2 separate regions of the Mus musculus genome follow, and region 2 is linked to region 1. A link is a loop called in an ENCODE intact Hi-C map of the cell type or tissue named here. Cell type or tissue: heart. All regions are shown on one strand.

Region 1 (8,000 bases):
AGGAGGAATGAAGTATCCACGCTTTGATCTTCCTTCTTCTCAATTTTCTTCTGTTTTGAAAATTGTATCTTGGGTATTCTAAGTTTCTGGGCTAATATCCGCTTACTAGTGAGTACATATTAAGTGAGTTATTTTGTGATTGGGTTACCTCACTCAGGATGATATCCTCCAGATACATCCATTTGCCTAAGAATTTCAAAAATTCATTGTTTTTAATAGCTGAGTAGTACTCCATTGTGTAAATGTACCACATTTTCTGTATCCATTCCTCTGTTGAGGGACATCTGGGTTCATTCCAGCTTCTGTATATAATAAATAAGGCTGCTATGAACATAGTGGAGCATGTGTCCTTATTACAAGTTGAAACATCTACTGGGTATATATGCCCAGGAAGAGGTATTGCTGGATCTTCCAGTAGTACTATGTCCAATTTTCTGTGGAACCACCAGACTGATTTCCAGAGTGGTTGTACAAGCCTGCAATCCCACCAGCATTGGAGGAGTGTTCCTCTTTCTCTACATCCTCACCAGCATCTGCTGTCACCTGAATTTTTGATCTTAGCCATTCTGACTGGTGTTAGGTGGAATCTCAGGGTTGTTTTGTTTGGTTTCTTTAAAACTCGTTTGTAGAATATGTGAAAGATAATTGCTTCTTTGATTATGCAGAATTCACACCTAAGATTATATGAACATAAAAAATATAAAGGAAATACAACATTAAAAGAAGTATAACAATGTTTCAGTAACCATTCTAAAGGAATGTATAAAATATGGTACTGAAAACAAGACATATAGATAATGAGTCTGCAGAGAGATCAGACTCAAGTTTATACATTTGTGGTCAGCTGAATTTTGACTAAAATGCCAAGAATATGCATTGGGGAAAAGATGGTTTCCTCAATAAATGATTCTGGGGGAAATGGGGGAAACTAGATATAAATAGGTAGAAAAATGAAGCCAGACCCTTATATTACTTGATACACAAACTTGCTTAAAATAGGTTGAACACTCAAACCTAAGATCTTAAATCATAAAACTATAAGAAGTAAAGACAAGTGAACACTTCCTGACATCGATATGGACACTGAGCTTTGTGATATCACACAGAAAATACAGAGAAGGAAAACTAAAATAGAGAAGGAGGGTTATATCAGAATAAAAAGTCCATGCACAGTAAAGGAAGCAATCGGTACAGTGGTAAAGATAATTATTCCTTCAGGCATACAAACATTACACACAAGGTTATATGGGACAAGGAAGATCAAAGAAATACAAAACAGAAGGAACGCAGTAAATTTCCAGTAACCAACCCAAAAGAATGCAAACAACATGGTACTGTGATAAAACCAGATATACAGACCAACCAGACACAACAGAGAGCTCAGACTTAACTTTACACACACGCAGGCAACTGAACTTTGACTTGGGTGCCAAGAATAGGCAATGTGGGAAGAATGGTTTCTTCACTAAGAAAGAAGAAAATTGTAAGGGAATTATACAGCTCAATAGCAAAATCATCCCCAAACAACCTGATTTAAATGTGAGCAAAGGATCTGAGATGATGATAGTTTTCAAAAGTGGCATACAAACAGACAAGAAATGTCTGAAATGGGCTCAAAATGGGCTCAGCACCATCGACTCAGAGAAATGCAAATCAAACCATGAAGAAGCATTACCTCACACCTGTTAGTGCTTACCAAAAGGAGATAAGTGGTGGGGAGGAGGCAGAGAAAACAAGTTCCTGTATGTACTGGTTGAAATGTAAATTGGTATAGGCAGTTTGGGAAATAATATAGATGTTTACTGGAGAAGGAGAGAGAGAGAGAGAGAGAGAGAGAGAGAGAGAGAGAGAAATTAATTTATCATTCAACAGTCCCATTCTTGGGTGTATGTTATATCTTAGTTTCTTTTCTGTCACTCTAACAAAATACTTTATGTTGGGTAGTTTTTAAAAAGAATGGGTTATTCCTTCTCAGAGTTTAGAAGCTCAGGATTATGGCTCTGGTGTTTGCGGAGCTTCTAGTAAAGGAAGGTGTCATGTGAGGTAAGTGGGTGGATGCAGAAGACAGTCCCACATCAAAAGGTCAGGGAGACACTGCCATCACTTCAGTTGTTCAAGGAAACCAATCCTTGCTAGTCCTGCTAGAGAGCGAGTGTACATGAAAAAAAAAACCTCTCTTAATGAACTCTCACCTCTGAAAGTTCTCAACACCATTTAATATGGCTACACTGGAACCAATGTTCAGCATGAGTTTTGGTGTGGACCGAGCATATTCAAACCAGAACAGCAAATACCCAAAGGAAGTAAAATCATAAATCAGAGATATAAGCACTTTCATGTCCGTTACAATATCAGTGACAGTAGCCAAGACATGGAGGCAACCTAAGAAAGTATTAATATGTAAATGAATGAAGAAATAAGTTATATAACCAGTATAAAATATTATTCAGCCTTAAATAATGACATACTACTATGTGAAACAACACAAATGGGCATTATGTTCTAGAACACATTAAGCTAAGCAAAGAATTCTAGACAAGGAAAGACACACACTAAATGACTTTACTTGTGGGACCTAAAATAACCAAAATAAGTCAAAATCACAGTGATGTTACTAGGGATCTAGGATAAGGGAATGAAGAGAAAGATGTTGGTCATAGAGTACAAAAATTCAGCTAAGAACTCAGTCCTGGAGGCTGAATGTATAGCTGTGTGACAGACAGCAGCTAGCCATACCAGAGTATACACTTGCCTCTTGCTGAAAGAGTAGATCTTATGTGTCCTTGTCACACATAAAAGTAATTGAAAAAGTAACTCTCTGAGATGACAGATACGTTAAAATGGTTTTACTTTTCAACCTGCTCCAGTAGGGGTCCCTTTAATGTTTGTGCTAGTAGATGGGGGACTCTCAAGTATCTTTGTGGTAGACAAATCTAAGGTGGCCTTCATGAATACCAACCCAGACTTTTGTGACTTTGTGATCCCCCACTTTTGAAGTGGATAAGAGCTGTGACTTGAGTCTAATCAAAGGAGTCCAACGTGTTGTTTATTCTGTAACAGTGCTTTGTGTTTCTAGTTAATAACACAGGCAAAGAAGGCTAGGGTGACATTCCTAGGATTGTGTTATTTCTATCTTGCTCATGCCTCCCTCTGCTGGTCTAATGAAATAAGTCAGTGGCCATATTTAAATATGACTACGTGGCAAATACTGATGATAGCCTGTGTGTTCCAACAAATATCCAGTAGGAGACCTAGGCATTCAGTCCTGCAGCCACAAGGAAATAGGTTCTTTCACTGGAAAAAGAGCAGTTTAGATGGTTATAAATTACTTAATCCATAGAAGCCATAGGGGCTTTATGTAGAGATTTGGGTAGAGAGGTAGACCTAGATATTGACTTAGGAGTGGCTATTCCTGAGTGGGGGTAGATATATGGCAGGGAAACTCAGATAAGAAAGACTTCTTTAGTGTCACGATTTTTCCTAGGTATCTCCTTGTGCCAGATATCTATGCGTCTATGTACCTACCTACCTACCTACCTACCTACCTACCTACCTACCTACTGACACCTAATAGGAAGAGGCAAGTGGTCACAACCTGCAATGATGGGATAAGAATGATGGAACTCAGTTACCAAGATTAAAATACCTTCCCCACTGATGTTATTGCAAGCATGGCAGCATGTAGGCAAAATCAGAGAAGGCAAATCATGAGCAGCTGCTGCCCCATGGTACCCGAGCCCGGGAAATATTTGCATCATATCTGAGCCAAAAGCACACCTTTTATCTACTGCCTGAGCATTTTTCACATTGAAGTTCTGGCTCACATGCAGAATCCAACCATTTATCTCCTGTCTCCAGAAGGGAGTGTCAGGGACTGTGGGTAGGGGCAGGGAGGAGGCCAGGAACCAAGGCAATCAGTGGTGACAGGAGGAGGGACTGAAATGCTACCAACATTATCAGTTTTCTTCATGTTGACCTTTGTTCTGCTCTGTTTCCTGGGGATCCTGGCCAACGGCTTCATTGTGCTGATGCTGAGCAGGGAATGGCTACTGCGTGGTAGGCTGCTCCCCTCGGACATGATCCTCTTCAGTTTGGGCACCTCCCGATTCTTCCAGCAGTGTGTGGGATTGGTCAACAGTTTCTATTACTTCCTCCATCTGGTTGAGTACTCCGGGAGCCTTGCCCGGCAGCTCATTAGTCTTCACTGGGACTTCTTGAACTCAGCCACTTTCTGGTTTTGTACCTGGCTCAGCGTCCTGTTCTGTATCAAGATTGCTAACTTCTCCCATCCTGCCTTCCTGTGGTTGAAGTGGAGATTCCCAGCGTTGGTGCCCTGGTTCTTGTTGGGCTCTATCTTGGTGTCCGTCATTGTAACTCTGCTGTTCTTTTGGGGAAACCACACTATATATCAGGCATTCTTAAGGAGAAAGTTTACTGGGAACACAACCTTTAAGGAGTGGAACAGAAGGCTGGAAATAGACTATTTCATGCCTCTGAAAGTTGTCACCATGTCAATTCCTTGTTCTCTTTTTCTGGTCTCAATTTTGCTGTTGATCAGTTCTCTCAGAAGGCATTCGCTAAGAATGCAGCACAATACCCACAGCTTGCAAGACCCCAACGTCCAGGCTCACAGCAGAGCCCTGAAGTCACTCATCTCATTCCTGGTTCTTTATGCGGTGTCCTTTGTGTCCATGATCATTGATGCTACAGTCTTCATCTCCTCAGATAATGTGTGGTATTGGCCCTGGCAAATTATACTTTACTTTTGCATGTCTGTACATCCATTTATCCTCATCACCAATAATCTCAGGTTCCGCGGCACCTTCAGGCAGCTACTCCTGTTGGCCAGGGGATTCTGGGTGGCCTAGAAGGCTTGGTCTCTTTATCTAGAGCCTTTGAAGAGACTCAGGTGAGGGTAACTTCACTTGGAAGTGAGCTCATCTACGTGGAAATGTCTTTGTAGGCAGGCATGGGGTCATACTGTGAGGTTCCTCATTGGGAAAGAGGAGAAGAAAATACAGAGTGTCCTTCCTTACCTTAGGATATTATGAAAGTGGAAATTCCGAATCCTGGACCAGTATTGATCTAAGTGCAAAGTACAATATGTCCTGTTCCTTTCATGTCTGTTTTCCTTTTGTTACTGATTCATTCTCTAGGGAATAGTCTTGATCAACTGAATCATCTCATCTGGCTGGCCACTGGGGAGGTAAAAGAACTTTGTGTCACTGCTGCATTGGGATATACATGGGTGGGAAGCAAGTGTCCCTGAGGCAGAGTAGCACTCAGTATGAGAACCTCAAAGAGCAGGTGGCTGTGCATGCAGGGGCTGGGGCAAGGAGTCCTGATCACTCTTCACTGTATGGGGATTATTTGTCTCTTGCCAAAATTTGGAGACTTTGGCTTTAGTTTTGTGAAGATGACTGGAAAAATTCTTAATGCTACCCTGTATCATTTCTCAATAATATTTTCCTTTTCCTGCCTTTAATTTTCTCCTATCTGCAGCGCCCCTTGCTTGTTATCCGTAAATAAATAAATAAATAAATAAATAAGACCAATCCTCATTTTCCTGTCTTTGGGAACCCTTTTACTTCCCCAGGTATACGCTACAAAGCCACTTCTGCATTGAATAAACATTATCTTTCATTCAGAAAAAGACTTAAGAATCTCACCTTTACAAAAAAAAAAAAAAAAGAATCTCACTTATTTTATATTCAAATTCCATTTTTAAAAAGAAAAGCACAGCATTAATTTTTCTAAATACTGTTTATAAAAATAACTTGCTCTAAGAATTATACAAATGTTTTGAAAGGTAACTTTGGAAAAAAAGTGTGATTAGACATGGATGTTTGTAAGACAGAACAAAGAGCTCTTGGAAGTCCATGGCAGCTCATTGGTCTTGCCTTCAGTAGAGCCTGTCTGAATCCTGTAACCTCTTATGCCCTTTTGTAGCTTTTCTGCAGATCTTTCTCTCTCTCTGGCATCATAGGGAAAGAGAACTTTTGCCAAAAGGCATCAATTTGTAAATTTCAGAGACTAGCTTGCAACTGAACTTCGAATAGAGATTTCACTCTTCCTGGAGATTAAAAGCAGTTGCCTTGTTGGCTTGGTTATATGTAGCTAAGTGAGCATGGGCTTGTGGACCTTAGTATTGAAGAAAGGGGTTCTACATATTAAATTTAAACATTTTAAATACATAATACACTGTATTGCTAAGAACTCAAACTGTATTGATGAGTATATATGGAAAAAATCTTCCTTCTACTTATCCTCTTTGAGGGCACTTTTTTATCAGTTTTCTGTTTGTGCTTCTATAAATATTTTATTTTATATTAATACCTGCCTCAAGAACCAGTCCATCGACTTACAAACCAGTAACTCTAGACTCCTAACCAAATGTGCTGTTAACTATGCTGTGTCTGTGTTTTTCTATGCAAATGGTTGTACAATATGTGTGTTGCTCAGTTGTTTGCTCTCACCATTTCACAGTGTATCTCAGAGATATGCTTGAGTGGGCACACAATGAGCTGCTGTTGCTGCTACTGCTCCTCCTCCTCCTTCTCCTCCTCCTCTCACTCCTCCTCTCCTTCCTCCTCCTCTTCTTTTCTTCTTCCTCTTTCTCCTCTTCCCCTCCTCCTCCTCTGTCACCTCTTCCTTCTGCTTCTTCTTTAGTATAATGGAGCATGATTTAGTCACCTGACTGTGGTTATCCAGGTTATTTCTTATCTTTTGGTATTATGACAATATGGGGACTGAGAATCTAGGTCATCAAGTAAGAGGGCTTGCTCAGCAAGCATGAGGACCTACATTTGAATTCTCACCATAAAAAGCTGGCTTGACCTGCTTATAACCATGGCACTGGGGGGAGGAGGTCGAAAGATCCTAAAAGGCTGCTGGTAAGCTAGCCTCGGCAAAAGGGAGAGCTTCTGGTTTAGTGAGAGGCCCTATCTCAAAGCTGATGAGCCGAAACAGGAAGACACACAATGTCTTGTTCTGGCTTTTGTATGTAAACACATGAATGTGTGTACCTGCATACTCATGTGCATGTATCATATATATATATATTCCCCAAGAAATGTGCACATGCACACACTTTGTAATCTTGCATATGTTCATATTCTATGAAATGTGCTTAGTCAAATGGCATGCAACTATCTGCTTTGGATAAAATTGTCTTCACTAGGTGTACTGGCTAGTTTTGTGTCAACTTGACACAGCTGGAGTTATCACAGAGAAAGGATCTTCAGTTGAGGAAATGTGTCCATGAGATCCAACTGTAAGACATTTTCTCAATTAGTGATCAAGGGGGAAGGCCCCTTGTGGGTGGGACCATCTCTGGGCTAGTAGTCTTGGTTCTATAAGAGAGCAGGCTGAGCAAGCCAGGGGAGGCAAGCCAGTAAAGAACATCCCTCCATGACCTCTGCATCAGCTCCTGCTCCCTGACTTGCTTGAGTTTCAGTCCTGACTTCCTTTGGTGATGAACAGCAGTATGGAAGTGTAAGCCGAATAAACCCTTTCCTCCCCAACTTGCTTCTTGGTCATGATGTTTGTGCAGGAATAGAAACCCTGACTAAGACAAATTGGTACCAGCAGAGTGGGGTATTCCTGTGACAACCTGACCATATTTTGGGGAGGACTGTGGAAGGACTTTGGAACTTTGGGCTTGAAGATCCATTCGCTGTTAAGAGCTCTGTCAGATGTTGTGTAGGAGCTCGGAAGATAATGTTGAGAACAGTGTAGAAGATGGAGGTCTGGTTTGTGAAATTTCAGAGGGAAAATTAAAGACTCTTTTCAGGGCCATTTCTGTTTTGATTATGAAGATTCTGTGGTTCTGGTTAGCTGGGGCTGAAGAATCAGCTGTGATTAACAAGATACCAGAACTACTAAAGCAAAAACTTGGCATTACTGGGACTATTGATGCTGGTTAGCTGGAGCTAAGAAATTAGTGGTGATTAAGAAGAGACCAGCATCGTTGAGGTGACATCTTCTGGGATGTGTTTTCT
Region 2 (8,000 bases), 85 kb before region 1:
GTGCAGAATGCACGTTCATGTGCACAAGTACATACATGGATAGACAGAATCTAATTCTGACAGGAAGGAGAGGTTTATTTGGATTATACATCCCAGGTTACAGTCCATCACCGAGGGAAGCCAGGCAAGCATTCAAGATATGGAGGAAAGAACTGAAGCAGAGACCATAAAAGAATATTGCTCATTGGCTTGCTCCTCATGGCTAGCTCAGCTTGTTTTTATGGACACCCCACGACTACCTGTCCAATGATGACATGGCCCCCAGTGAGCAAGGCTCTCCCACATTCATCATAAATCAAGAAGATGGCAGGGCAGTGCTGGTGCACACCTTTAATCCCAACACATGGGATGCAGAGGCAGGCAGAACTCTGAGTTCAAGGCCAGCCTCGTCTACAGGCTGAGTTCCAGGAAAGCCAAGACTACACAGAGAAACCCTGTCTCGAAAAAAGCAATAATCTAATCAATCAATCAATCAATCAATCAAGAAGATGTCTTACAAATTTGCCTAGAAAGCAATCCGATGGAGGCATTTGAGGCATCCTTTTTCCAAGATGACTTTAGCTGTGTCAAATTGTCAAAAAACTAACCAACATACTGTCTTACAAAAAATTATGTCGTTTAGGAGTTAAGAATCCAACATCTAGTTAGCTATGTGTGCACATAGGTGTGCTGCTGGAGATCAAGCCCGAGGTGTCATGCATGCTAGGCAGGCACTGTACCATTGAGCTGTACCTAGCATGAGTGTGAGCAATTATTGCAGTCATTGTTGATGTTTCAGCAGTACACTGATGCTTACCGTAGTGCGTCATATCGTTACTCTTTTGTCTGCTTATAGCCAGCATATTGATAAAACTTCTCATAGTATCGTTGCTTTGCAATTCTCTCTTTGGTCACTATGCTGTTTCTTCCATGAATGCTTGGAATGTCACACTTTGTAGTGTATACCTTTGGGGTGGGGGCTTCTCATATCTAATGGATATAAAGCCTGGGAAGTGTGTAAGGATATTTTAGTAGCCAAGGTCAGTGGCCATTTTCTGGCTTCCTCTCCCAGGTTTACTACATGCTTGAAGTGGAGACATTGATTGGCTTCCTACACATCACTCATACTACCCAAGAACATCAAATAGAAATGCTTGCTTAGGAAAACCCGCCAGGAATCATCAGGGTAAATTCTTCTTGCTGTCTGTATTTTATTTTATTTTTTTTTTATTTTATTTTTTTTTTTATTAGGTATTTAGCTCATTTACATTTCCAATGCTATACCAAAAGTCCCCCTTACCCACCCACCCCCACTCTCCTACCCTCCCACTCCCCCCCTTTGGCCCTGGCGTTCCCCTGTACTGGGGCACACAAAGTCTGCGTGTCCAATGGGCCTCTCTTTCCAGTGATGGCCGACTAGGCCATCTTTTGATACATATGCAGCTAGAGTCAAGAGCTCAGGGGTACTGGTTAGTTCATAATGTTGTTCCACCTATAGGGTTGAAGATCCCTTTAGCTCCTTGGGTACTTTCTCTAGCTCCTCCATTGGGAGCCCTGTGATCCATCCATTAGCTGACTGTGAGCATCCACTTCTGTGTTTGCTAGGCCCCGGCATAGTCTCACAAGAGACAGCTACATCTGGGTCCTTTCAGTAAAATCTTGCTAGTGTATGCAATGGTGTCAGCATTTGGAAGCTGATTATGGGGTGGATCCCTGGATATGGCAGTCTCTACATGGTCCATCCTTTCATCTCAGCTCCATACTTTGTTTCTGTAACTCCTTCCATGGGTGTTTTGTTCCCACTTCTAAGGAGGGGCATAGTGTCCACACTTCAGTCTTCATTTTTCTTGAGTTTCATGTGTTTAGGAAATTGTATCTTATATCGTGGGTATCCTAGGTTTTGGGCTAGTATCCACTTATCAGTGAGTACATATTGTGTGAGTTCCTTTGTGATTGTGTTACCTCACTCAGGATGATGCTCTCCAGGTCCATCCATTTGGCTAGGAATTTCATAAATTCATTCTTTTTAATAGCTGAGTAGTACTCCATTGTGTAGATGTACCACATTTTCTGTATCCATTCCTCTGTTGAGGGGCATCTGGGTTCTTTCCAGTTTCTGGCTATTATAAATAAGGCTGCTATGAACATAGTGGAGCATGTGTCCTTCTTACCAGTTGGGGCTTCTTCTGGATATATGCCCAGGAGAGGTATTGCTGGATCCTCCGGTAGTACTATGTCCAATTTTCTGAGGAACCGCCAGACTGATTTCCAGAGTGGTTGTACAAGCCTGCAATCCCACCAACAATGGAGGAGTGTTCCTCTTTCTCCACATCCTCGCCAGCATCTGCTGTCACCTGAATTTTTGATCTTAGCCATTCTCACTGGTGTGAGGTGGAATCTCAGGGTTGTTTTGATTTGCATTTCCCTGATGATTAAGGATGTTGAACATTTGACTCTAACCTCCACCTGAGAAATCCTGGGCCAGTCACTCTGACCCTTTCAGAAATTCTGTTTTGTTTCTAATTTGTACTTAAAACGGCTGGCTTAAAACTCTAAGCTCTAATATTCTGCATCTTGAATGCTCTTAGTTGTCTGTGAAATTGAGTCTGCCTACACACTCTCCTATTCTTGATTTATAAATAGGTTCAGCTGCCAACAATTAAACAGACTCTATTTTCCGATGTTCCTTAAAGAGGCTTTTAGAGGGTAGGTGGCTTTTACTCTTATAAAGTTATCTGGAAACTCCATTTCCCCATACAGGCATATTTAGAAGGATGGTGATGACTCTTGGTCTGAAAAGCCCAAGAAACAATCTCCGACACACAGAGTAAATCCAGTATCAAATTTCTAACAGATCTTCATAGGAACAGGCCTAGGACCAGCTCGTGCATGTTAGGGTGTGTCTACCTGAGCACTTTGTGTCATGTATGGTCACACATGAAACGCAAAACACTGGTGATGGAAACATTAAGATGACAGAGAAAAGAGAGACTAGCGGGGCCTGGAAAGATGATGAATGTATAGTCATAGATATGACTCAAGGCTTAAGGTTGACAGTAGGAGAGGGCTTTGAATCTCCTAAGACACAGTAAACCTGCCTGGCAAGCTAGAAGGGAGCATGTGAGAGAAAGCTGCCTAGGTTAACTGGCTGGAAATTTCCGTTGTTTTCCAGGCTGGAACTTGGAAGTAATACTGAGAACTATATAGAATTTTCAGGCATGGCATGTTATTTATCTCTTCACATAAAGCAGCAGGCAAACGAACTAAATGCCATCCCTTTTACAATGGAGGCAATGAAACCGAATGAATGAAAAATCTTGTCCACTGAGTTGGAAACCAGGCTCCCTGACCTCACGGAGTTTCTCCATCTTTGCCAACAGGGTTAATTAACTCTGACCTGAGTGCAACCCTTGGGGCCGTCTTTTCAGGTAACATCCCCCAGTTTCTTATCCTAGGTTCATGGGGTTAGTTTGCATGCCCCTAAAGCATAGCTCAAGGACATATACTGACCAACCATACTGGACAGTAGGGTGCAGCAGATGGGGAGCGCCAAGGTTTGGAGCCTCAGCCAGGGATGACAGGGCGAAACCAAAGGAAGCACCGAGGGTTGGATATTGGACTAGAGGCTCTAGCTCGTAACTCTATAATTTGGACGAAGTTTCCGTGTGTTGTTTAAAAAAAAAAAAAGAAGAAGAAGAAGAAGATCGGAAGGGAAAGATGCAAGATTAAGAAAGTAAGAAAAGCAGACACCAGCTTAGTCATATCTCTTTCATGTAGCCTGGGGCAGTCTCAGGCTGAGGAATCTGGTAGGACCAGTGGGGGGCTCCACCGAGCTTTGTCCCGGGGCGCGCTGACAACCCAAAGACTCTTGAGGGACTGGGAAAGGCTTGCTGAAGGGATCCTCAAGGACTAGTCCCCGGGGGCTATTTGGGTCTTCCTAGGTTGTCTGACCACTCGCCCTGACTTCGCCCTTGTACCTCCATTCCTGGACTCAAAGCACTGGACTCTTGTCCCCGGGGCAATACTATTGCAGGCGGGTCTAGGGCAAAGCGAATTCCTAGAAGCCTTAAGAGGCTGCCTAGCTCAGGAAGTTAGCATTCCCCCAGCTTAGGCTCCTGCTCACACACTAGTGGGTTACAGAAGGCCGGCCTGGGAGCCAAGTGCCCGCAGGGCCAACGTCCCTTCACCATCCCCCGCCCACCCAGGAGTACAGTTCCATCCCAGTCCTGCGTTCCGGGACTGACCACAGGACACGTGGGACGCGGAGCTGAAGCTGCAGGGAGGGGCGGGGTCGGTCAATGGCAGGCAGGCCCGGGGTGCGCGACTGAGCTGCTTCAGGACCGCTGGGATTACTAGCCAGCCTGCTCAGCCTGGAGTGCGGACAGTGAGTCAGTTCTCCAGCACTCGCGGGTCGGGAGGAGGGAGGTGGGGTAGGTGGCAGGTCAGGAAATGACATCAGAGGCCTGTGCTGGGGAAGGGTGGTCTGTGCCCGGCGGGGGCGGTGGTGAGTAGGGAGGCCGCAGGCGGACCTTTGCAGAGCCTGGAGCCCGGGGCAGGACCTGGGCCCCTTCCTGGGGGAGTTTCCTGTCGGGTCCTCCCTCCCCGGTCTCTCCCCGCCCCCTCTCCGGGCCGCTCCTTGTATGGTCTGGGCGCCGCTCTCTCCCCGCCCCCTCCCTCCCTTCCCGTGCACGACGTCCCTCCCCGCTTGGCTAGAAGCGGCTCCGGACCGGGACGCAGAGTCCGCGGACTCGGCGCCGAGGCGGTCATCCGAGACGCGCCTCTCACGCTCCTGCGCGCGGTGAGGAGCGGGGAGAAGCTCCGCCGCCCCGGGAAGGGGACGCGGGGAGGCGCGGGTGGGGTCACCGAGGGGCGCTTAGACCGAGGAGTGTCAGTCCGACACCGCTCTGCGTAACCTGACGACCCCACCCCCTGCAGCCCGGCCTGGCCATGGCGGCCCCCCGCCCGCCTCCCGCGATCTCCGTCTCCGTCTCGGCCCCCGCGTTTTACGCCCCGCAGAAGAAGTTCGCCCCGGTTGTGGCCCCAAAGCCCAAAGTGAATCCTTTCCGGCCTGGGGACAGCGAGCCTCCTGTAGCAGCCGGGGCCCAAAGAGCGCAGATGGGTCGGGTGGGCGAGATCCCACCACCACCCCCGGAAGGTATGCGGCTGGGATTGGGGGCCCTGATCTTTCTCGGGCGCCAGGGGTGGGGGTCGGTGGTTTGGGGAATTTGGGGTTGTCTGAAAAGGCTGTTGCGGAGGGGGCTGGGCGCTGGGTGGCTACCCTGTCCTGAGCAGATGTTCTTACCTCATCTTGGAGCTCCTGGCTGGGAGCCAGGACCCTTGGGACTGTTCCAAGTCTCCCGCCTGGGGGTAGGAGGCGGGAATGTGGGCCAGGAATCTTCCCCTCTGGATCCGTTCTCTGAAGTGTAACGGGAGCTGCACGGTTCTTCAACCTGGCTCGTTCTCACTCGACCTGCTTCGCCCAGGGCATCCTGAGCCCCTCGTTATGGTCTGCACACACTCTTGGGATGCAGGAAAGAGTTCTTGGATTAGGGGTTAAAGCAGTCGTCTGAGGAGAGGAGGAAAGAGGGTCGGTACTGATAGCCTTTTCTCTCCTTCCTACCCAGACTTTCCTTTGCCCCCTCCTCCCCTTATTGGGGAGGGCGACGACTCAGAGGGTGCCCTGGGAGGTGCCTTCCCACCTCCACCTCCCCCGATGATCGAGGAACCATTCCCCCCTGCTCCTCTGGAGGAGGACATCTTCCCCTCCCCTCCACCTCCACTGGAGGAGGAGGGAGGGCCTGAGGCCCCTACCCAGCTCCCACCGCAGGTAGGGAGGGCTTGGAAGGGCAGCTTTGCTGGAGATGGGGTGGGGGACACCTCCATGGGCTGGAGAGGAGTGGGGTGACAAGGGAAGACTGGGATGGGTGCTCTGACCCTTGACCCTCCAGCCCAGGGAGAAAGTGTGCAGTATTGACCTGGAGATTGACTCTCTGTCCTCACTGCTGGACGACATGACCAAGAACGATCCCTTCAAAGCCCGGGTAAGGGGCAGGACAGTAGGAAAGTCTGGGCCTAGAAGGAGAGGAGGGAATGCAAGGAAGAGATGACAACCTCGTCTAAGTGCATTTCTCTCCCCTCTGCTTCTCCTTGCAGGTATCATCCGGATATGTACCCCCACCAGTTGCCACTCCATTTGTTCCCAAGCCTAGTACCAAACCTGCCCCTGGGGGCACAGCACCCTTGCCTCCTTGGAAGACCCCTTCTAGCTCCCAGCCACCACCTCAGCCGCAGGCCAAGCCTCAGGTCCAGCTCCATGTCCAGCCTCAGGCCAAGCCCCATGTCCAACCCCAGCCTGTGTCTTCTGCTAATACACAGCCCCGGGGTCCCCTTTCTCAGGCACCAACTCCAGCACCTAAGTTTGCTCCAGTGGCTCCTAAATTTACTCCCGTGGTTTCCAAGTTCAGCCCTGGTGCTCCAAGTGGACCTGGGCCACAGCCCAATCAAAAAATGGTGCCTCCGGATGCTCCTTCTTCTGTGAGCACAGGCTCCCCTCAGCCCCCTAGCTTCACCTATGCTCAGCAGAAGGAGAAGCCCCTAGTTCAAGAGAAGCAGCACCCACAGCCTCCACCAGCTCAAAACCAAAACCAGGTGAGGAGGCCACAGGCTGAGGCCAATGGACTGCAGAGTAAAAGGGCAAGAGGGTGGGGTAGAGAACCGGAGGAGCCAGAGTGGGTGTGGCGGTGGGGGAAGTGTAGGGTTATCTGGCAGGCCATAGAGAAAGTTCTGGAGGAAGTCTGGGGCTACCTGGGGCCTGGGTCAATCGGTAGAGCAGCTAGGGCTTAGCAGTAAGAGGATACAACTTTCCCTTCTGCCTCTGCCTTGGAGTGTTGAAGGGGAGAATGAGGTCACTAGCCCAACCTTAGTTTTTCCCATTCCTGGGCCTTGACTTAATCCCTAGGCTCCTGGGTTTTCTGAGCACTTTCATCGCCTGAGGGCCCATCTAGAGATTAAAGTATTGTCAGCACCAGTAAACATTTACTGGGCCAGCCTCAGCTGACTGCCAGGCACTGCTCTGTGCTATGGAGGCTGGGCCCGTGGGCACGAGAGACCTCTCCAACAGGTTCAGTCTTCTGAAGTCACAGGTCTAGGGTAGAATGTCTAGCCTGTTTCTCACAAGTCTTTAGACCCTAGTAACATTGGGTGAACTTTGAGCCTTCCCCCCCTCCCCACCTGACTTTGAAATAGCTACCCATCCCAAACAATGGTGAAGAGCAAGTCAGCTTATCTTCTTAGTCTAGCACATAAAAGCTCAAAATAGAAACAGACAGTACAGTTGTTGCCAGTTGTTAGTTCAGGGAAAGAGATCTTCTGAGTTGAAGGGACCTTCTGGTAATCTTACTGGTAACTGTAAATGTCTGTGTTCCGATACACTGGAGGAATAAGGAAGGAATAAGTATAGCTCAGAATCAATGAGTTACAGGGGTTTGAAACTATGACCCAACATGGGGACTGGCAACTTAGGAACAGCTTCTTGAGGTTAGTCTGCCTTCAATGACTTGAGGACTTGAGAATCCACAAAGGATTGAGAATAGCATTAGGTGGGAAGAGCTTGTGTGAAATTTTAGGGTATGAACACTTGAGGGCTATTAGGAGAACAGAAAGCACAGGAAACAGACTTTGTGCTGTACTTGAGATTGGTGGAGATTGGTAGGCATACTAGGGAGCCAAATCTCCAATAAGGTATGTATGCATATTGGAGAATCACTGATGGTTTCTCAGTTGTGTGTGGTTTGGCCAGGAGGACTGGTGAAAGTCATACTTCAAAGCTTTTCCAGCTGAGATGCACATTAGAGGCAGAGAGATCTGTGATGCAGATGAGTTCTCTCCTGGGCCACAGCAGTATTAGTTGCAGTGAGAAATGCGATCTGTGGATGATAGCTGTTCCAAAGGAAGAGCCTAAAGGAAGCAGCGACTGATAAGCAGCTGGGGAGGACACAAATGCTGGGGAGGCTCAGCGTCTG

The links. A loop is a pair of places that touch in the nucleus more often than their neighbours do. Peaks named below come from ENCODE experiments on the same cell type or tissue, not always from the same donor. Only the 100,000 strongest peaks of a DNase experiment are listed, where the experiment ranks them.
Region 2: a loop joins it to region 1, with 2.5 times the contacts of the local background. A loop is called at or near these places in 4 of 42 quality-filtered maps.

What each region holds. Positions count from the first base shown.
Region 1 is chr6:42,430,594-42,438,593 of GRCm38, forward strand. It overlaps Tas2r126 (taste receptor, type 2, member 126), which reads left to right and starts at 3,942. Exons shown (of 1, transcript NM_207028.1): 1 at 3,942-4,868. The coding sequence starts at 3,942. The coding sequence ends at 4,868. In heart, a CTCF peak has its summit at 3,158 (motif pointing left); a DNase peak (open chromatin) is centred at 3,988.
Region 2 is chr6:42,345,343-42,353,342 of GRCm38, forward strand. It overlaps Zyx (zyxin), which reads left to right and starts at 4,486. Exons shown (of 10, transcript NM_011777.3): 1 at 4,486-4,777; 2 at 4,915-5,134; 3 at 5,604-5,806; 4 at 5,928-6,020; 5 at 6,133-6,627. The coding sequence starts at 4,927. In heart, CTCF peaks have their summits at 3,786 (motif pointing right), 4,486 and 5,338; DNase peaks (open chromatin) are centred at 3,909, 4,429, 5,229, 6,469 and 2 weaker places; H3K4me3 peaks cover 4,656 bases; H3K27ac peaks cover 4,149 bases.